Linked DNA regions of Homo sapiens: region 2 is linked to region 1. The links are chromatin loops, found by intact Hi-C in ENCODE. Cell type or tissue: chondrocyte. All regions are shown on one strand. Links, peaks and the distances in the headings refer to the core of each region. The heading gives the core; the rest is flanking DNA. Region 1 overlaps LINC02762 (long intergenic non-protein coding RNA 2762). Region 2 has its middle 100 kb from the start of LINC02762.

The links. A loop is a pair of places that touch in the nucleus more often than their neighbours do. Peaks named below come from ENCODE experiments on the same cell type or tissue, not always from the same donor. Only the 100,000 strongest peaks of a DNase experiment are listed, where the experiment ranks them.
Region 2: a loop joins it to region 1, with 2.1 times the contacts of the local background. A loop is called at or near these places in 4 of 110 quality-filtered maps.

Annotation. Positions count from the first base shown.
Region 1 is chr11:112,315,559-112,327,092 of GRCh38, forward strand. The region is part of intron 2 of LINC02762 (long intergenic non-protein coding RNA 2762); the gene reads left to right. Among named protein-coding and RNA genes, the nearest start is that of LINC02762, 51 kb to the left of the region's middle. In chondrocyte, for the core only: no CTCF peak of the experiment used is centred there; a DNase peak (open chromatin) is centred at 5,267.
Region 2 is chr11:112,369,289-112,380,822 of GRCh38, forward strand. No RefSeq gene overlaps it. Among named protein-coding and RNA genes, the nearest start is that of LINC02762, 100 kb to the left of the region's middle. In chondrocyte, for the core only: no CTCF peak of the experiment used is centred there; no DNase peak of the experiment used is centred there.

The sequences.
Region 1 (11,534 bases), core at 1,881-9,880:
CTGTGTAAGAGGAGGGAACAGCAGAACCTGCCATTTGGAGGGCTCATGGGCTTCCAGCCTCCTGCAGGAGGGTCAGCAGCTGTCAGTGGTATCCAAACTGCACTTTCTGCACAAAATGAAGATGTCACAGGGACAGAAGGAAATGCCAGTCAATTGACCTTTGATTTGCTAGTTTATCCCAGCAGCAGTGTCAGGTTTGTCCTCAAAACTCTCTTCTGGCAAAGCCCACAGGTCCCAAGAACAGCTTTTATTCTGCGTGTGCTAGAAGCCAGGAGGAAGCTTTCTGTGTGTGTGTGTAGGGGGTGTGATGTGGGTGGGGAGAGGTGCTGGGGGGAGGTTTGAGGGCTTATGGGGCTGGGCACAGTGGCATCTTTGGAAACTGCTGCCATACATCTCTCACGTGTTAAGCTGTGTGTTCTAGAAGTGTCTGCAGGATTAGTTGGCTATTTGAGGAACAGGTGTTCTTGGGGTGGATTTGCCGGCATCGTTTAGATGGCAGGATGGTTCCGATTCACTGTTGAACCTGACATGATGGCAGGAGCCCAGAGGGGCCTCAGGAGGGTTCCCAGCCTGTGCAGATAGGTTCATCGCGTCCTGGCGGCACTCATATGCCACCCACACAATGTGAAGGGCCTTTAGGAGAGAGAAACTGTTTGTTCACAGTGAGGTCTGCTGTTGGCCACATGGGCCTTGCTCGAGTCTGGTTTGCTTTTTTTAGTGCTAGGGAACTCGTGAAGACTATTTTTTCTGGCTTGAGCTAAAGAGAGGCTACAAGCCCTCCATCTCAGCATTTTCTAAAGTGTACTCTGCTAAGTACTAATTCAGTGGAATTAGGGTGGGTAGGAGATGTTTGTGTGGGACAGCACTCCACCCATTCTGTGGATGGACAGTGGGTGGAAGAGTTCCATGATGAAGTCAGTTGGGAAATTGTGGACTGAACAGGCCTGTTTGCGGCAGGAATTCTCAGGACCTTTATCATACCAATGTGCATTGTGACTTTCTAAGAGAGGGCTATCATAGGCTGTGCTCCTACTGTTTGTTTAGCTATAGAGCCCTTGCTACAAGTGTTTCACCAAACCTACTTTGGGAAATAGAGTCTAACTTGAATGAAGATTCATCCTGCTGATTTTCCTAAGTCATCAACACCAAACGACTCACAATCTATACTTCTCTCAACTAACCCAGAAATAGTTTGATATTTATATTATTATAAGCTCTTACCCAAAGAGTGTTGAAACTTGATTTTATATTTCCTTTCTAGTTTATTAAAAATTCCAATTTGTGTCTGTGTAACTCAAAATGGGAGCCTGGAACCATGTTTACTCTTCTGATGACCCGGAAAGGCAGTCATCTGCAATTTACAGATGGGGACACAAAAGCTCCGAGAGGTTTAGTCATTGGCTCAGGGTCTTGCAGCTGGTAACAGAGATGTGGACGTGGGTTTTTCTAGCTTTTCTCTCAGCAGGTGAAGGAAGGGCAGGTTTTCCTTGCTTGGTGTCTGTCTTGCCCACAAGAATATAAACACTTTCCATGAGGGCAGGGACTTTGTTTTGTTCACTTCGGTGTCTCCAGTGCCCAGTGTTCCAGTGCACATGGTATGTGCTCTGAATATGTTTATTCAAGGAAGGAATTACTATCTTCTCATCTATGCAATAAAAATGCATTAAATGTCTCTTCTACGTCCCCAAGAATGCAGGTCTGAGAAAGTGCAGCTGAAAACACAAACTTGGTGAGGCCAAGTCAAACGATAAAGCCAAGCTGTTTTGGGGCACAGAGAAAAATGAGTTCACTTTGTGGGAGTGCTGGAGTGCTGTCTCTGAATCCTGACTTCTTTTAAAGTTAAAAGAAAGAAAAGAATATTAAGTACATGCGCCTGGGGAAAAATCATTAAAATAGTACAGAAAGGTATGAAATAAAACATAAGTCTTCCTCTTCACCTCCATTGCTAGTCCTGTTCTTCACTCAACTTTCTTGAGGGGAGAAAGCATTGGTGGTGGTTTTGTTCATAACTCAAATAATATGCTTATATTTGCATTTCTTGATTCATCAATATGAAGTAGTAGCTATTGACTCCTCTCTATGATAGATGAGGCATGTATCTCCCCAACTTCTGCCTGCCAATTTTTGTTATATTTTTATTCTTCTATGTATTTCCTCTATAATTTAAAACAAGGTGCCTAAACCATCATTCTTTGATTCATTAACTTAGTATGTCTTGTTTCTCTATCATGTAATGTAAGGAAATTAACTCCATGTTGCCTCCTTTCTCTTCCCCCCAATATTGGTCAGCGCTAACTTTACTTTTATGTTGTCAAAGTGTAGAACATTTACATTTCATATTGTACCCAAAACTAGACCCTTTCTTGCTTTGTTTATATGTAAGTTGATGCTGAAAATTGAAAATCAATACATGGCTTTAACAATAGTGTGATTTTGTAAAGATTATTTGCTGCAGAACCAGAAGAGTGTTTGTCTTTATGGAGGAGATGTAATCCTATGTCCAGATGTAATCTTTGCTCTTCAAAAGAGGTTGTTCCAAGCATCAAGGTAAACAGAATCTTGCTGTATGCTAACAATTCTTCAATATAATAACTCATTTTCAATCTGGAACACGAGTCTTATTCTGGAATTTATAATTGCGTGTGTCTGTTTTCTGGTTGACATGCCTTCACCATGTTACTAAGAATTTCCAACTTCTTAATCATTCTATTTGGAAAGTGGCCAATTTGGAACAGACTTTCTAGCTGTGTCATCCTGAACTTTTCTGATGCACTCCTTAGTTCTACCATTTGCTAGGTCCCATATCTTTCTTTCTTAGGTTTGAGGGACTGAATAAATAAATGGATAATAGCCAAACCATATTAAAAAACAAAACACTGACTCACAGGCTGCAGCAACCATCCCAGGAAACCAAAACATTATCTACAGTAACCAGCCCAAGAAGCCTGCTTATTATCTATAAGTCAGATGGATAGTAAGTCAGACCACTGTCTCCAGCACCCAGCCCAAGAGGCCTAACAATAACCTCAGAAACAATGGGCCTCCAACAGCCAGGACTTGATTAATATCTGACAGCATCCCTAATTTTTGTCTCTGCTTCCAATTTGGGACCAACCAGAGAGAGCTGTATATGCACCTGTAATCAATCCTATGGGATGCCGAGCTTCTAGTTAGTCCACCTGCAACCTCCCCATGCCAACAGCCTCCAGTCAGGGCATACCTGAAACCTTTCCTTTTTTCCACTATACAGCTTTCCCATTTTTCTGCTTGTTTTTGAGTCTCTGCCAAAATGCAATGGATGGTGGCTGACTCTCTTGCTAGAGCAAGCTCTGAATAAATAGCCTTTGCTTGTTCTCATTTGATTGGTGCTTGTTTATTTCCAAAGCTTCCTTTTTGTTTGTTTTCTTTTCTGGAGCATATCCTGAGGCAACTTTTTTTTTCAGGTAAAATTTCTGGGTCTTGGCAGGTCTGAAAATATCTTTATTTTTGTCCTCTTCCTTGGGTGGCTTCTGGGTTCAAAATAAGTTAACTCAAAATTTTGTAGGAATTACTTCACTGTCTCCTAGCATCCAGAATTGTCGTTGAGAAGATTATCAATCTTTTGTAGGTAAATTGCTTCCTGCAGTGGTTTTAGAAACTTTCCCTTTTCCATGTACTGAAACCGCATGAGGATATTTATGTCTAAGTATGAGTCTTTTGAGAATCATCCTGCTTAGTACTTGGTGGGCCTTTTGGCATAGAGACTTGAAATATTTATTTTATTCTTTTCTCCCTTCCTTTCTCTTGGTTCTTTCTCTCTGTCTCGACTTCTATGAGATAGATATAGGCTCTAATTAATCTTCTGTGTCTCTAATTTTTTCCCTCATATAATTTTTGTCTTTTTACTTTCCATGTTAGAATACTTTCTTGTATTTCTTCTTCAATAGTTATATATAACTATTCCAGTTCAAGACCAGCCTGTCCAACATAGTAAAACCCCGTCTCTAATAAAAATACAAAAATTAGCCAGGTGTGGTGGCGTGTGCTTGTACGCCTAGCTACTTGGGAAGCTGAGACAGGAGAATTGCTTGAACCTAGGATGTGGAGGTTACAGTGAGCTGAGATTGCACCACTGCACTCTGGCCTGGGTGAGAGAGTGAGACTGTGTCTCAAAAAAATTAAAAAAAAAATTATCATTTTGGTGGATTTTGGGGGTGATCTGCTTTGTCTACTCACCTTTCAATGAACTCAAGTGCATTTTTTGGTCAGACTCAGAGTGGAAATAGAACAAAGACTCTCGGATTGAAGGCAAATCAATTCATCGTATATTTTATTGCCATTACCCCAAAGCACCCTGCAAGCCACAAATAGAGAACATGGGGCAAAGAGGCAATGACAAGCGGGGCTGGAGGTCCTTTTGTCCTTTACTGTGTCTAAGTGATTTGGGTAGATGGCAGATCCTGAGGGAGTACACTTGTGGCCGGGGGAGATTTGCAGGGCTCTGCCACATTCTCACTGTTCTGAGGATGCTCAAATAATATTGCACAGAAACAGTGGAATTTGTTTGAAAGGGCACTCGGAGTTTATTTTGCTCTCTCCTAATTTCTTCCTCCAAGCAGAAGTCAGAGTTATAGTAACCTAGCTTTGGAATAACAAGTTATATGTTTCTCAGACAATTAAAAAATATGTTCATAAACAACTTTGCAGAGAAGGGGAAAAAACTGCAGAAAAGCTGGCTCAACCATTTTGTGAACTGATTAGAAAAAAGAAGACTCTGGCATTATTCCTTGTATATTGTGCATAGATTTCGAGGAGAGAGAGAAGTCATTGCCTGGCATCCAGTCTGGAGTGGCTGGGGTATTCTTCAGATCTACAATGACAAAAGCTAAGGGACAATGATGCTAAGATGTCAGACAGTGTCTGCACCTTGTTCCAGCAGGAGCCAGTGGTCCTCACACTGTGACAGGGCATTGGTTCTGCATGGATACCACATCTTTTCCTGTAGTGAGCCCAAGTACACGCCAGGGTCACACAGCCAGCAAGAGGCAGAGCTAGGATTCGTACCTAGGACTCTTTGATCTCACAGTGTGTGTCCTTTCTTCCACAGCATTGCCTTGCATCATTTATTTAAAGAATTAAGCATCCAAAAGGCAAGAATAATGTGCACATCAGCCATGAACATGGGTGGGAATAAACTGTAATGTGCCACTGTGGTTCAGGGAAAGGAGTGCTCGGTAGGGCTGAATGGAGTATGTCCTGTCCACATTCCACCCAAGCCGCAGGGACGCACAGGCCTGGCCTAGTGCCAATACTCAGTCAGCATGTGCTGTTGAATGAACAAGCTGGGGCAGCCAGAAGAAGTTTTGTGGAAAAGGCAGGACTTGAGCTGGGCTTTGAAGATACGTAGGTCTGGGAGGGCAGAGAGGGCAGAAAGAGCATCCCAGGTCCCGAGAAACAGGATAGAGCAGATTATGAAGGTGGGGGCAAAGAATGGGGTTGCAAACCCATGGCAGATCAACTGGAAGCAGCAGCAAAGGCCGAGTGACAGCAAGCCCTAAACATCAGTAACAGAGCCTGGAGAGGAAAGGATGAAGGCATTGATTCGTGGGAAAGTTGTGCTGTCTTTAAGTATGTAGCCACGAGGAAGATCCCTTGATTTCTGAAAATGAATGAAGTTAGCTAATCCAATGAAATAATAATAAGAGCTATTTTACTGTGTCCTTGCCATGACCACAGACTTTGCTCAGTGCTTTACGTACATTACCTGAGCTAATCCTAACCTCTCTTTGTGAGGTAGATTCATTATCCCTGTTTCAAAAGATGGAGAAATGGAGGCTTCGAGAAACTCAGAGAGGTGAAGAAACTTGCCCAAGTCACACAGCCAGCAAGGACAGAGCAAGAAGTTAAAGCCAGTTGTGTCTGTCTCTGAAGTTCTCTCTTAATGGCTAGGTTTGAGTGCTTCCCACAACAGGTACATTTGGCTGATACTGCAAAAATGACGGTCCCTGGGTTAACGGGAGGCATGTCTGGCTGCTAGGTCATCCGAGAGGCAGATTGGGGCAGGTTTCTAGGAAGTATAGGCTCGCCTTGCGGAGGACCAGGTTGGCACAGTTTGACTGCTGTGCACTAAGGCAGGGCACAGAGCTGATGCCCTCAAGGTCAATTCCAGCCACATTTCTCTGTGATTCTATGACTCAAAAGCTTGGAAACAACCTCAAAGGATTAAATAAATGAGGGAACAAAGTATTTGCTCTCCTCTATTAAGCCTTGGCTGGGAGTCTTTCTTCCACACTCCTCACATGCAAAATGCTGTTTGTGGGAGCAGATTAACATTTCAAACCACTTCCTGCAATTAGACGGGAACACCTGGTTTTGCAATAACTCTCATTTTCTGTGTGTGCTGAGAGGTTTTTGAAATTCCCATGCTCAGTGGATTACCCTAATGGCTGGTCACCAGCTGTTACGTTGGCATGTTGCACAACAATTTATTGCAGCTCCCCACAGGCATTTGGCAGAGGCCCCAGCAAAATCAGGTAGCAGGTTAATGCTGACGCCTTCACTTCCTCCTGTCACATGGGGCCCAGGATCCTCTTCAGTGATAAGTGGCTCAGGCTTAGGGGGAGAGTGTCAGGAGCTGGAGACCATGTAGGGCAGCAAGAAGAACCCTTCTTGCCTCAGCATCTGGGTTGATTAATCAAAGCCGAAGGTGTGGGCAGGGGGCAATTTGAGGATGGGAGTTTGAGAGATGTATCGTCTGTGAAACCGTACACTGCTCTGTGAAGCCTTAGCCACACATCATTATTTGTGGACTTTATACCAACATTATTGATGGAGACAGCAAGTTTTGGAGTCTTTTTAAACAGCAACAATCATCCCCTCGCCCCTGCAAACAAACAAACAAAAATCTAGGATCTAGGTAGAAAGATAGCAGACATTTATTGGTTTTCCTTGGATGTCCTAACATCAAGCTGTCTTCCCCATTGCGTGTAATATTGCTGGGAGGCAGGGCCCTGCCTCTGTCCTCAGAAACCAACTTGGGGGAGGTTCTCTGTGTCCTGGCTCCTGACCTCAGGACACAAGCATGGGACTTGAGCCAGTCCAATTACGCACTCCCACCCAGGACTTTGAATCTGACGCCAGGACTTCAAAGATGCAAACAGAAAGGTGAAAGAAAGGATAATTAGCATTCATCCATGGGTGTCATCACAGCATCTGGCGGTGGCAGTGCCCTGACAAATGTCTTTACTAAAGTGTGGCCGTATTACCTGCCCTCAGATGCTTGGCTCATGGCACTTTCCAGGACTGGAGATCAGTTTTAGAAGACAGTTGTTGAGTCTAAGAGCTCCTTAGAGTCATCCATGGCCATTGTCAAATAAACAAATCCGGACTTAGAATGGATTTTATGGGAAGGATTATTTCAAGGGGTGGGATAGGAAGGGACTATTGCAATAGAGAGAATGCTCTGACCATAATAGAGTCATTCCCCCTTCTCCAAGAGGGACGTGTTCCAAGACCCCCAGTGGAGTGTGAAACCGTGGATAGTAGCAAACCCTATATATTTAATGTTTTTTTTCCCTATACATACATATCTATGATAAATTTTAGCTTATAAATTAGGCAAGTAAGAGACTAACAATAGTAACTAACAATAAATAAATAAATAATAAAAATAAAAAATTATATCAATATACTGTAATAAAAGTTACGTGAATGTGATCTTTCTCTCAAAGTATCTTAGCGAATTGTACTCACTTTTTAAAAATTATACTTTAAGTTCTAGGGTACATGTGCACAACGTGCAGGTTTGTTACATAGGTATACATGTGCCATATTGGTTTGCTGCACCCATCAACTCGTCATTTACATTAGGTATTTCTCCTAATGCTATCCCTCCCCCAGGCCCCAGCCCCCCTGACAGGCCCCAGTGTGTGATGTTCCCTGCCCTGTGTCCATGTGTTTTCCTTGTTCAACTCCCACCTATGAATGAGAACATGTGGTGTTTGGTTTTCTGTCCTTGTGATAGTTTGCTTAGAAAGATGGTTTCCAGCTTTATCCATGTCCCTGCAAAGGACATGAACTCATCCGTTTTCATGGCTGCATAGTATTCCATGGTGTATATGTGCCACATTTTCTTAATCCAGTCTATCATTGATGGACATTTGGGTTGGTTCCAAGTCTTTGCTATTGTGAATAGTGCCACAATAAACATACATGTGCATGTGTCTTTATAGTAGCATGACTTATAATCCTTTGGGTATATACTCAGTAATGGGATGGCTGGGTCAAATGGTATTTCTAGTTCTAGATCCTTGAGGAATCACCACACTGTCTCTCACAATGGTTGAACTAATTTACACTCCCACCAACAGTGTAAAAGCATTCCTGTTTCTCCACATCCTCTCCAGCATCTGTTGTTTCCTGACTTTTTAATGATTGCTATTCTAACTGGCGTGAGATGGTACCTCATTGTGGTTTTGATTTGCATTTCTCTGATGATCAGTGATGATGAGCATTTTTTCGTATGTCTGTTGGCTGCATAGATGGCTTCTTTGAGAAGTGTCTGGTCATATCCTTTGCCCACTTTTTGATGGAGTTGTTTGCTTTTTTCTTGTAAATTTGTTTAAGTTCTTTGTAGATTCTGGATATTAGCCCTTTGTAAGACGGGTAGACTGCAAAAATTTTCTCCCATTCTGTAGGCTGCCTGTTCACTCTGATGATAGTTTCTTTTTTTTTTTTTTAATTTTTTTTATTATACTTTAAGTTTTAGGGTACATGTGCACATTGTGCAGGTTAGTTACATATGTATACATGTGCCATGCTGGTGCGCTGCACCCACTAACTCGTCATCTAGCATTAGGTATATCTCCCGATGCTATCCCTCCCCCCTCCCCCTACCCCACAGCAGTCCCCAGAGTGTGATATTCCCCTTCCTGTGTCCATGTGATCTCATTGTTCAGTTCCCACCTATGAGTGAGAATATGCGGTGTTTGGTTTTTTGTTCTTGCGATAGTTTACTGAGAATGATGATTTCCAATTTCATCCATGTCCCTACAAAGGACATGAACTCATCATTTTTTATGGCTGCATAGTATTCCATGGGTGTATATGTGCCACATTTTCTTAATCCAGTCTATCATTGTTGGACATTTGGGTTGGTTCCAAGTCTTTGCTATTGTGAATAATGCCGCAATAAACATATGTGTGCCTGTGTCTTTATAGCAGCATGATTTATAGTCCTTTGGGTATATACCCAGTAATGGGATGGCTGGGTCAAATGGTATTTCCAGTTCTAGATCCCTGAGGAATCGCCACACTGACTTCCACAATGGTTGAACTAGTTTACAGTCCCACCAACAGTGTAAAAGTGTTCCTATTTCTCCACATCCTCTCCAGCACCTGTTGTTTCCTGACTTTTTAATGATTGCCATTCTAACTGGTGTGAGATGGTATCTCATTGTGGTTTTGATTTGCATTTCTCTGATGGGCAGTGATGATGAGCATTTTTTCATGTGTTTTTTGGCTGCATAAATGTCTTCTTTTGAGAAGTGTCTGTTCATATCCTTCGCCCACTTTTTGATGGGGTTGTTTTTTTTTTCTTGTAAATTTGTTTGAGTTCATTGTAGATTCTGGATATTAGCCCTTTGTCAGATGAGTAGGTTGTGAAAATTTTCTCCCATTTTGTAGGTTGCCTGTTCACTCTGATGGTAGTTTCTTTTGCTGTGCAGAAGCTCTTTAGTTTAATTAGATCCCATTTGTCAATTTTGTCTTTTGATGCCATTGCTTTTGGTGTTTTAGACATGAAGTCCTTGCCCATGCCTATGTCCTGAATGGTAATGCCTAGGTTTTCTTCTAGGGTTTTTATGGTTTTAGGTCTAACGTTTAAGTCTTTAATCCATCTTGAATTGATTTTTGTATAAGGTGTAAGGAAGGGATCCAGTTTCAGTTTTCTACATATGGCTAGCCAGTTTTCCCAGCACCATTTATTAAATAGGGAATCCTTTCCCCATTGCTTGTTTTTGTCAGGTTTGTCAAAGATCAGATAGTTGTAGATATGCGGCATTATTTCTGAGGGCTCTGTTCTGTTCCATTGATCTATATCTCTGTTTTGGTACCAGTACCATGCTGTTTTGGTTACTGTAGCCTTGTAGTATAGTTTGAAGTCAGGTAGTGTGATGCCTCCAGCTTTGTTCTTTTGGCTTAGGATTGACTTGGCGATGCGGGCTCTTTTTTGGTTCCATATGAACTTTAAAGTAGTTTTTTCCAATTCTGTGAAGAAAGTCATTGGTAGCTTGATGGGGATGGCATTGAATCTGTAAATTACCTTGGGCAGTATGGCCATTTTCATGATATTGATTCTTCCTACCCATGAGCATGGAATGTTCTTCCATTTGTTTGTATCCTCTTTTATTTCCTTGAGCAGTGGTTTGTAGTTCTCCTTGAAGAGGTCCTTCACATCCCTTGTAAGTTGGATTCTTAGGTATTTTATTCTCTTTGAAGCAATTGTGAATGGGAGTTCACTCATGATTTGGCTCTCTGTTTGTCTGTTGTTGGTGTATAAGAATGCTTGTGATTTTTGTACATTGATTTTATATCCTGAAACTTTGCTGATGTTGCTTATCAGCTTAAGGAGATTTTGGGCTGAGACAATGGGGTTTTCTACATATACAGTCATGTCGTCTGCAAACAGGGACAGTTTGACTTCCTCTTTTCCTAATTGAATACCCTTTATTTCCTTCTCCTGCCTAATTGCCCTGGCCAGAACTTCCAACACTATGTTGAATAGGAGTGGTGAGAGAGGGCATCCCTGTCTTGTGCCAGTTTTCAAAGGGAATGCTTCCAGTTTTTGCCCATTCAGTATGATATTGGCTGTGGGTTTGTCATAGATAGCTCTTATTATTTTGAAATACGTCCCATCAATACCTAATTTATTGAGAGTTTTTAGCATGAAGCGTTGTTGAATTTTGTCAAAGGCTTTTTCTGCATCTATTGAGATAATCATGTGGTTTTTGTCTTTGTGATGACAGTTTCTTTTGCTGCGCAGAAGCTCTTTAGTTTAATTAGATCCCATTTGTCTATTTTGGCTTTTGTTGCCATTGTTTTTTGTGTTTCAGTCATGAAGTCTTTGTCCATGCCTATGTCCTGAATGGTATTGCCTAGGTTTTCTTCTAGGGTTTTTATGGTTTTAGGTTTTACATTTAAGTCTTTAATCCATCTTGAGTTAATGTTTTATACAGTGTAAGGAAGGGATCTAGTTTCAGCTTTCTACATAGGCCATACTTTCTACATAGCCATACTATGGCTAGCCAGTTTTCCCAACCCCATTTAGTAAATAGAGAATCCTTTCCCTGTTGCTTATTTTGTCAGGTTTGTCAAAGATAAGATGATTGTAGATGTGTGGTGTTATTTCTGAGGCCTCTATTCTGTTCCATTGGTCTATATATCTGTTTTGGTACCAGTATCATGCTGTTTTGTTTTCTGTAGTCTTGTAGTATAGTTTGAAGTCAGATAGTGTGATGCCTCTAGCTTTGTTCTTTTTGCTTATAATTGTTTTGGCT
Region 2 (11,534 bases), core at 1,794-9,793, 54 kb after region 1:
GGGGCAGGGGTCAGCACTCCTGGCCCTTGTGTTGGCCAAGGGTCAACTGTAGATGATCTCTAAGACTCTGTTTCAGTTCTATGGCAGTAATTCAAGTAAGAGTGAAGACACCCATTGCTGAATGTTTAGACCATGTGCCAGGCACTTTGCTAAGAGCTTTACATATATGATCTCATTTAATCTTCATGGCAACTGTGTGAGGTTCATGCTTTTATTATCCCAGATGAGGAACTGAGGCTTAGAGGTGTTATGAACTTAGCCCTGGGAAACACAACTGGGAAGTGGCAGAACTGGAATGAGTCCATGTGTCTGATTCTGTCGCCCACACCTTTAGTGCATTATCTTTGTGTGCTTGGTCTGCTATAATAAAATACCACAGGCTGGGTTGCTTAAACAACAGACATTTCTCACAGTTCTGGAGGTTGGGAGGTCCAAGATCAAGATCCCAGCAGAATCTGATGAGGGCTGTCCTGGTTTGTAGATGGGTGCCTTCTTGCTCTATCTTTCCATAATGGGGAGTGAGGGTAGGGGAGCAGGTGGGAGAGAGAGAGAGAGAGTCTTTTACTCTTCTCATAAGGACACTAATCTCATGATGGGAGCTCCACCCTCAGGACTTCAGCTGAACCTATTGTTTTCTACAGGCTGCACCTCTTAATGCCAACACAAAAGGGGGTTAGGACTTCAACATAAGAATTTTGGGAGGACACTAACATTTAATTCATAATATGCATTATGCAATATTGCTTCCTTCCACGATACAGAAAAAGTGTGGGTGGGAAATACTGGGCCACCGTTAGAAGCACGGTAGGAGGCACACACCTCCCTCCCTCGAGAGGGAGTAGTCAAGGGCAAGCTGCTGTGTCTGTGAGCAGAACACAGGGAGCTGTGAAGAGGGCTTCTGTGCACTGCTTATGAAGCCAGATACACCTTGGGGACAAGCTACTACCTAGGTGTATCTGGGATTGTTTGTGAAGATCCATCTGTTCCTTTCACAAATACTTTTTGAACACCTACGTTGTATTAGGGTCTGGGAATTCAATGGTGAAACAATAAGATCGCATTGAATCCTTGGAAGGGCTTGATGGAGGGCTGTGAGAGTATTACTGGGGGTCCAGCCTGAGGCTGGCAGAGAATGTGGTCATTAAAGTTTTCTTTAAGGAAATGATTTCTGAGCTGACCTCTGTGGGATCTGAATGCTTTAACCAGACACAGGAAGGAAAGTGATGGGGAGGGCCAGTGCGGCTGGAGCTGGAGGAGGGTATGGAGGGCCAGGTTCTCTAGGGCTTTGTAGGTAATTAAGTAGTTTGCTACTTAAGTTAAGAAAACTTAAAAAGTTTTCTGTTGCACTTAAAATAAAGGTTTTAATCAGGATTTTAATCAGGAAAGCAATGTGAGTGGATCTGCACTAAAACAAAGTCCCTCTGGCTGCTGTTTGGAAGAGGCTCTGGTGGGAGTTGGTGGGCTGATGCCTTAGACCAAACAAGAGCTGGCAGTAGCTGGGCTAGAGTTGGCAAAGGAGATGGAAAGAATAGGAAGGATCAGTGGGATATTTAGGAGGTAAAATCAGCAAGACATGGGGGGATGGATTGAATTAGGGGTTGTAGGAGGCATAATCTACATAAACTGGGATGGGCAAGCACATTTGATACCCTGGTTTAGGAACCTGTGCTTTAGAGGTAATGTCCCTTCTTAATGCTTCCCAAGGTGTCTAGGTATATCAGTGATGATGACTTCACTTGCGTGGTAAGAAATCCCCCAACTCAATGGTTGTAAATAATTAGAAATCATCTCACATGGCAGGAAGTCCACGGGTGATAGCACTTGCCCTGGTGGTAGAATCAGCTCTGTGATGTCACCAAGAACCCAGGCTCCCTCCCTCTCTTCACTCTGCTGACTCCCACTGGGGCCAGCTTGCCTGGTGGTAGCAAGGTGACCTTGGCATTTCCAGGCACCAGACACCCAGTCACAACCACATCCTTCTCAGGCTCACCTGGCTAGACAGTCAAGTTATGTGCTCTGCCAGGAAAATGGGATGACTGTGAAGGTGTAGACTGCTAAGAATTTCACCATGGACTGCAAATGGGGCCATCTTCTCTGAAAAGTGGACAAATGAACTAACCCAGGGTCCTGTTAGGGGAACTAGACATGGGGGCTCATTGGGTTTGTCACACTGTCCTGGACGAACACATCTCAGATTTTGAATTTCTTAGATCAATAAACACAATACAAAGAGTGGGTGGGGGAACTGACATAGGATTGCTGACTTTTCATTTTCACCTAGTAAATATTTAAAAAATTATCATCTGTTGTCTCTATCATTTCATTAGAAGCACATCTTTTGTTTTTTTGAGAGAAAAGTAATTTTATTTTTTAAATTTATTTTTATTTTTATTTATATATATATATTTTTATTATACTTTAAGTTCTAGGGTACATGTGCACAACGTGCAGGTTTGTTACATATGTATACATGTGCCACGTTGGTGTGTATTTTACATTAGGTATATCTCCTAATGCTCTCCCTCCCCCATCCCTCCACCCCACAACAGGCCCCGGGGTGTGATGTTCCCCTTCCTGTGTCCAAGTGTTCTCATTGTTCAATTCCCACCCATGAGTGAGAACATGCGGTGTTTGTTTTTTTTGTCCTCATGATAGTTTGCTGAGAGTGATGGTTTCCAGCTTCATCCATGTCCCTACAAAGGACATGAACTCATCATTTTTTACGGCTGCATAGTATTCCATGGTGTATATGTGCCACATTTTCTTAATCCAGTCTATCATTGTTGGACATTTGGGTTGGTTCCAAGTCTATGCTATTGTGAATAGTGCCGCAGTAAACACACGTGTGCGTGTGTCTTTATAGCAGCATGATTTATAATTCTTTGGGTATATACCCTGAAATGGGATGGCTGGGTCAAATGGTATTTCTAGTTCTAGATCCCTGAGGAATTGCCACACTGACTTCCACAATGGTTGAACTAGTTTACAGTCCCACCAACAGTGTAAAAGTGTTCCTATTTCTCCACATCCTCTCCAGCACCTGTTGTTTCCTGACTTTTTAATGATCGCCATTGTAAATGGTGTGAGATAGTATCTCATTTTGGTTTTGATTTGCATTTCTCTGATGACCAGTGATGATGAGCATTTTTTCATGTGTCTTTTGGCTGCATAAATGTCTTCTTTTGAGAAGTGTCTGTTCATATCCTTTGCCCACTTTTTGATGGGGTTGTTTGTTTTTTTCTTGTAAATTTATTTGAGTTCTTTGTAGATTCTGGATATTAGCCCTTTGTCAGATGAGTAGGTTGCAAAAATGTTCTCCCATTCTGTAGGTTTCCTGTTCACTCTGATGGTAGTTTCTTTTGCTGTGCAGAAGCTCTTTAGTTTAATTAGATCCCATTTATCAATTTTGGCTTTTGTTGCCATTGCTTTTGGTGTTTTAGACATGAAGTCCTTGCCCATGCCTATGTCTTGAATGGCATTGCCTCGGTTTTCTTCTAGGGTTTTTATGGTTTTAGGTCTAACATTTAAGTCTTTAATCCATTTTAAATTAATTTTTGTATAAGGTGTAAGGAAGGGATCCAGTTTCAGCTTTCTATATATGGTTAGTCAGTTTTCACAGCACCATTTATTAAATAGGGAATCCTTTCCCCATTTCTTGTTTTTGTCAGGTTTGTCAAAGATCCGATAGTTTTAGATACGCGACATTATTTCTGAGGGCTCTGTTCTGTTCCATTGGTCTATATCTCTTTTTTGGTACCAGTACCATGCTGTTTTGGTTACTGTAGCCTTGTAATACAGTTTGAAGTCAGGTAGCGTGATGCTTCCAGCTTTGTTCTTTTGGCTTAGGATTGACTTGGCAATGTGGGCTCTTTTTTGGTTCCATATGAACCTTAAAGTAGTTTTTTCCAATTCTGTGAAGAAAGTCATTGGTAACTTGATGAGGATGGCATTGAATCTATAATTTACCTTGGGCAGTATGGCCATTTTCACATATTGATTCTTCCTATCCATGAGCACGGAATCTTCTTCCATTTGTTTGTGTCCTCTTTTATTTTGTTGAGCAGTGGTTTGTAGTTCTCCCTGAAGAGGTCCTTCACATCTCTTGTAAGTTGGATTCCTAGGTATTTTATCCTCTTTGAAGCAATTGTGAATGGGAGTTCACTCATGATTTGGCTCTCTGTTTGTCAGTTATTGGTGTATAAGAATGCTTGTGATTTTTGCACATTAGTTGTGTATCCTGAGACTTTGCTGAAGTTGCTTATCAGCTTAAGGAGATTTTGGGCTGAGACGATGGGGTTTTCTAGATATACAATCATGTCATCTACAAACAGGGACAATTTGACTTCCTCTTTTCCTAATTGAATACCCTTTATTTCTTTCTCCTGCCTGATTGCTCGGGCTGGAACTTCCAATTCTATGTTGAATAGGAGTAGTGAGAGAGGGCATCCCTGTCTTCTGCCAGTTTTCAAAGGGAATGCTTCCAGTTTTTGCCCATTCAGTATGATATTGGCTGTGGGTTTGTCATAAATAGCTCTTGTTATTTTTAGATACGTCCCATCAATACCTAATTTATTGAGAGTTTTTAGCATGAAGGGCTGTTGAATTTTGTCGAAGGCCTTTTCTGCATCTATTGAGATAATCATGTGGTTTTTGTCTTTGGTTCCGTTTATATGCTGGACTACATTTATTGATTTGCGTATGTTGAACCAGCTTTGCATCCCAGGGATGAAGCCCACTTGATCATGGTGGATAAGCTTTTTGATGTGCTGCTGGATTCGGTTTAACAGTATTTTATTAAGGATTTTTGCATTGATGTTCATCAGGGATATTGGTCTAAAATTCTCTTTTTTTGTTGTGTCTCTGCCAGGCTTTGGTATCAGGAAGAACACCTTAAAAGCAAAGAAGAAAGAAACCTTGTGTTTCATAAGTTTAGCATTATAAACATTTACTGTTTTGCATTTCTCTTACCTGAAATTTGGGAACCACTCTCTTGGGACCACACTGAGCTATATAAGGTAGAAGTTCTTAACTTGAGTCTGTAGATTGCCACTCCACTGCTGAGGGGTCTGTGGAACAGGAGCCAGAGGCTCCATGAACTTGGGTAGAGAAAAATTATAGCTATATTTTTTTTTACTATCTTCTATGTGAAATGTAGCATTTCCTTCAATTACAAATGTGGCAACAAACCGGTCATATTAGCTCTAACTGTGATTTTGTCATTAATAGAATTCGCAAATGTTTTCACATCACATTACAGTTGTTGTAGATATCTGGAAATGTCATTAACACCCACCACTATTTTGAAATCACAGTAGCTATCAGACTGGCTGCTAGACAGCATGTGAGCTCAGAATTCCTCACAGACTCTCCTGCTCTACATCTGGCCACTTGTGGCAACTTGGTGCCTCAGCAGGGCAGCCATCAAAGCAGCGGATCTGAGTGTTTTCCTCTAGGTGACCCAGACCTTCCAGCATCTCTTAACTGAATTGTTTGTGGATGAATTTGCGAGGTAGTTGAGTCCTTTTTATGGTTTGCTGAAGTTTTGCAATCTGAACTGTTCCGACTTGAATTTTTAACTCTCCGTAGGCAGTGCCACCTTGGGTGGCACAGCTGAGTTGGAATATTTCTGATTGCTGAGTGAACTGTCGGAGTGTGTTATTTAAAGCAACTTCTTGTGATTGCTGACAGATTGCATGGTGATGCAGGTCGTGCACGGTGCGATAAGCTCTGGGAGAAGCAGAAGTCCTCTTTATTTTTTTTCTGGATTTACTGTGTATTTGTGCAATGTCTGTGATATGAAATGCAGTCTTACATGCACACTATGTTACTCACATGTTCTTGCACTATTATTGTGTGAAAATACCACATATCTAAAAAAATACCTTTGTGAGAAACAATGACAATATCAGAAATGAGAATCATTATTTCTAAAAAGTCGTAGGAAGTCACACGCAGCACTAGCTAAATTTCAGGGAGGATAGGACCCGTGATCAACTGCAGTAATCCCACATCTGTGCAAAGGTTAAAAGATACTAACGGTACTTAAACCTTGGCTAATCATAAAACCTGTCTTATTTTACTCACTGGTCATAAAATTTAACAAATATTTGACACTTAATTAATATACAAATGATTGCCTCCTATGTAGGTCTATCAAACAAATTACTTAGGAGTCATAAACAAAATATGATGCTTCAAAGAATGTTAGTGGCATAAAACATTTTATTTTAGCTTTATTTATTATTTATTTTTTACAGACCCAATTTATCTTCAGGCTGGAAAAAGAAAAGGAAGGCCTGATGAAAACCGTGTATTTGGCTTTGTTTACATTAATGAAGTGATTGGACAGAAAAAGTCACAATGACTTTTTTCTTTTGTGAAAAAAATTATTGGGAATGGAATTTTGAAGTCAGGGAGACTGAAAGAGGACTCACCTATGTCTATCTGGAAGATGTATCCAAAACACCCAGGAGTTTTGTGCGCATGTGTATGAAGGAAGTTCAGCTAGGAAAAGCTTGCAGCCTGGGCAATACAGCAAGACCCCAATTCTAAAAAATTTTTTTTTTAATTAGCTGGGTGTGATGGTGTGGCACCTGTGGTCCTAGCTACTCAGGAGGCTGAGGTAGGAGGATCACTTGAGACTGGGAGGTCAAGGCCGCAGGGAGAAATAATAGCATCACTGTACTCTACCTCGACCCTGCCTCGAAAAAAAAATAAGAAAAGAAAAAGGAAAAGGAAAAGAAAAAAGTTCAGATACTTCAAAATGTGGATTTGCCATAAAAACCTTTTCTTGAAGCATTCTTGAAATTTCTTACCAGATGTCAAACAGAAAAAGCCTCACATTACTGGAGAAACTTTATCTAAAGCCACATACACTGGGAATATGGAGATTTGTGAATAGAAAGAGGTAAAAGCTGGAAGTGATTCCTTAGTCAGATGAGGTGCTTCCATGAAGAAGAGTAGGCATGTCTTGAAGCAAGTTATGGAGGAATTGGCCACCTCGCCATTCCTCCCACGTCACTCTGTGAAACTCCAGGTATCCTTCCAGGTAGTCACCTGCCTGTTTTGTTCATGATGTGCCTGCTGACTTCAACAAAGAAAGATTTTTTTTTGTGAGTGCCTTTGGAAACTACAAAGCTGCTGATGTTTTGCAGATGGTATAAAGGTTTTTTGTTTTGTTTTGCTTGTGTCAAACAAAAGTGACTCGACAGAAAAGGTTCATTTCCTTGCACAGACAGTGCTGTTGCAATGCGTGGCTATGCATCTGACTTTGCTACTTGAGTAAAAGGGAGCACCTATGTTGTTCTCACTCACCGCATTTCACACAAACGTATTCTGGCTCTTCAAAAACCCCAAGAGAAGTTTTGTCAACAGCCATAAAAGTCATCAACTTTTATCTAGTCTCTGAATCACAGCATTTTTGCAGGTTTTGTCAAGAAATGATGGCAGAAAATGAAGTGCTTCTCTACCACAGAGAAGCTTACTGTCTTTCAAGGGGAAAGATTCACTGTTTTCTAAAAGAAAAAGAAAATCCTCTCCTGGAACATGTAGCAAGAAAAAATGTTGTCTGAGGGTTGGCTGACCCAGCGGATATTTTTAACCATCTGAACGAGATGAACCTTCCAGTTCGAGGCCCTGATACCACCATTATGAATGATCCTGAAAACTTTACCAGCTTTTTTGGCTCAGCTGCCAATATGAAAGGAGAGTTCAGGCTGACATCTTTGCCAACTTTTGCGATGCTGGAGGAAGTGCTTTATCTCAATGAAGTTGACATACAAAATACTGTCAGTTTATCTGAAAAGAGAAATCTACAAACACCTGGAAACACTGTAGAACTCCTTTAAAAATTATTTCTATCTTGATGGTATCAAAGTTGGACCATAGAATTGCATTCTTTTTCTTGTTGATATAAACTGTCTCAAAGGTGTTTGCCTAGCCAAAGATGGCGAACATTGATCTTGGGATGGAAAACAGCTACAACTAGAGTTTAGCTAAAAAGTCTTGGAGAGTTTTGGTGCTCCTTGACAGAAACATCTGTCTACTTTGCAAAGGAGCCGTAAAAGCTTTAATTCCATTTTCAACAATATATCTTTGAGGATTGGAGTTTTAATGTTGTTACTAGAAAAAATCAAAATCAATTGGATGTCCAGCATGACAAGTGTATTATCTCATCAAAGACATCCCGCTGTCTCATATTCTTATTCAAACTAGGCAAAGCAGCCTTTATATGGGTATGTCTTTTAAAAAACAAAATTTAACTTCAATTTGCCTGTATTTCAAGTGCAATGTCTTATTTTTTTAAATGTGGTTCAAAGAAGCAAATCTGTTACTATGTAATATATATTTTAAACATACTATTTTGGTAATTGTACTTCAGTATACACGCTTGGTTTTCCTTGTAATCCTACGCCTTTATTTTATGCATCAAAAAACATTATTTTAAGAAAGGTCTGTAGGCTTCACCAGATTGCCCAAGGAATCCACTATGTAAAAACAGTAAAGAACTGATGGCCCCGCACAGTTGCTCAGGCCCGTAATCCCAGCACTTTGGGAGGCCAAGGCGGGTGGATCACTTGAGGTCAGGAGTTTCAGACTAGCCTGGCCAACATGGTGAAACCCCATCTCTACTAAAAATACAAAAATTAGCCAGGCATGGTGGCATGTGCCTGTAGTCCCAGCTACTTGGGAGGCTGAGGCATGAAAATTGCTGAACCCAGGAGGTGGAGGTTGCAGTGAACCGAAATTGTGCCACTGCACTCCAGCATGGGCAACAGAGCGAGACTCTGTCTCACACACACAAAAAAAGATCTCCTGATATAAGAGGACATGATCATCTGCCATGCTCTCAAGTTGCTTAACGTTCAAAAAGGCAGGTGTGTTGTGTATGATATGGTGCTTGAAGAAAGAGAAGCTCCCTTGACAAAAGGCCAGGCCAGCCGTTTGGCTCCTGTGCTGTCAGAAAACCCAGTGGAGGTGGCAGTCTTTAATGTTCAACCTCATCATTCCCAAGACAATGGAAGAAGAGGGCAGATACCAACCCAACATAGGAAGGCACCTCTTCTCTTTTCTTTCTATAGTAACTGATTCCAGAAAACTGGCCATTTCAATCAAGCCCCCGTTGCTGAAGTGAAATCTGTTACTGAGTTCTTCCTGTATTCAGGGAGTGATATAGGGTTACAGAGAAGGGAAACACAAAGTCTCTTCCCTTGAGGAGTAAACAATTTAGTGTTGGAGACAAAATTAATACATAAAACAATTAAGGGGAATTAAATGCAAGGCTAGAGGGTGTTTTAAGAAAATTCTGCCTGTTGACTTTTTCAACACAGTATCCTCAGGGTCTAGAATATTGCTTGGCACACAGTATATGCCAGAAAAAAAATCTTTGTTGAATAAATAAGTTGATGATGGAAATGTTAAAATAACATCTATTGTTATGAGAATAAGACAGTTGTCCCTCAGTAACCATGGGGAATTGATTCCAGGACCTCCCTTGGGTACCAAAGTCCAAGGATGCTCAAGTACCTAATATAAAATGGTGTAGTATTTATTTGCATATAACCTAAGCACATTTTCCCATATACTTTATTTATTTATTTATTTATTTGAGATGGAGTCTCGCTCTGTCGCACAGGCTGGATTGCAGTGGCGTGATCTCGGCTCACTGCCACCTCCGCCTCCTGGATTCAAGCGATTCTCCTGCCTCAGCCTCCCATGTAGCTGGGATTACAGGCTTGTGCCACCACATCCAGCTAATTTTGTTTTTTAGTAGAGATGGGGGTTCACCATGTTGGCCAGGCTGGTCTTGAACTCCTGATCGTAAGTGATCCTCCAGCCTCGGCCTCCCAAAGTGCTGGGATTACAGGCATGAGCCACTGCCCCTGGCCTTCCCATATACTTTAAATCATCTCTGGATGCTTACAATACCTAATACACTGTAAATGTTATGTAAATGTTTATAATTTATATTATTTTTTATTTTTTTCCAAATATTTTGATCCTCTGTTGAATTCACAGATGCAGAACCTGCAGATATGAAGGGTCAGCTATACATGTTATTAGAGAAAATGTAAAAATACAGAAGACTATAAAGAAGAAGTAAAAAAGAAAGGCTAACCAGCCAACATTTTTGCTATATTGCTATATTTCTTCTTAGTTCTTTTTTCTAAATACATGCATAACACACACACACACACACACACACACACACACACTCACTCATACTTTCTTTTAAGAACAGAATTGAGACTTGAGTTTTATAGCCCGATTTTTTTCTCTTAAAATTATATTGTGAACATTTTGCTGTGCCATTAAGTATTCTTCAGAACATTATTTTTAATGGCTGTATCATATAGTATTCTACAAATAAATCATGGTGTATGTAGCCTAATTTATTAACCACTTCCCTATTGTTGAACATTACTGTTGGGAACACCAACAACAGCTTTTATTTGTTGCTTTGCTCTGTTCCAAGTATTGTGCTGAGCTTTTTCCCTTGATGCATAATCTCATTTAATTTTGTTCTCATAGCAATCTAATGAGGTAGAATTCATTAGACCCATTTTACAGGGGAGAAACATGAAGGTCAGAGGAGTAATGTGTCAAAGGCTGCAATTCCAGAAAGAGGCAAATCTGGGATTCAAGTCCTGGTCCCATTTGATGTTAATGTCCAGGCACTCAAACATGACCCTGGCCTGCCTCACCAGCGTGTATGAGGAAGGTTCATGCTTTATCAGGCCATGAAAGAGATTGAGAAACACATATCAGAAAGGCAGGAGGAGACACGGAAGAGAGGAGTATGGAGGCAACAAAGGAGAGATCTTAAGTAGGAGGAAGTGCTTTTCTGTATTCAAAGCTGCGAAGATAGAAGGACAAGACCAATGCAAAAACTGATTAATCTTTTTCAAGACAGGCATTTCAGAAGCATAATGGGGGGTGAAATGCGTGTTCCTAGCTCAGTGCTCCTGACTTGGTGGTAGTGGAGTGACAAAACCATTCATTTATTTATTCCCAATACTGGGAGTCATGGAACAGCCTTCATAAGGTGGCATCCAAGCAGCACAATGTCCCTCCTGTTCCTGAGCATTTCCGCATCCCTGCATCAGTGAGCAGTATCACTAGCAGGAGCTCAGAGGCTTGTAATGGAAGGCAGGGACATCACCCTATAGGGACAGCAGAACTGCAGGGTGACCATAGGGGCTGGCCGGGGACCAGGCATAGGTGACCAGCTTTCCGGGTGTGCCTTGGACTGAGGGGTTTTCCTGGAGGCAGAACTTCCAGTGTTAAAAACAGGAAAGTCCCAGGTAAACTGGGATGGTTGGTCACCCTAGGCTGAGGCCCAGCTCAGAGTCTGGGCTTATCCAGGGGCAGGTCCGTGCAGGCTTCCTGAAAGAGTAGCGAGGGATCCGGCGCTGTTTGCGCATGCTCACCTCCCACTTTCGGCCCTTGCAGGCTGCCTTTCCCTTGGCCTCCTCACTGAAACTTCCTCCACAAGGGTCACCGATGAACCTTACATACTGCCAGATTCCACAGCC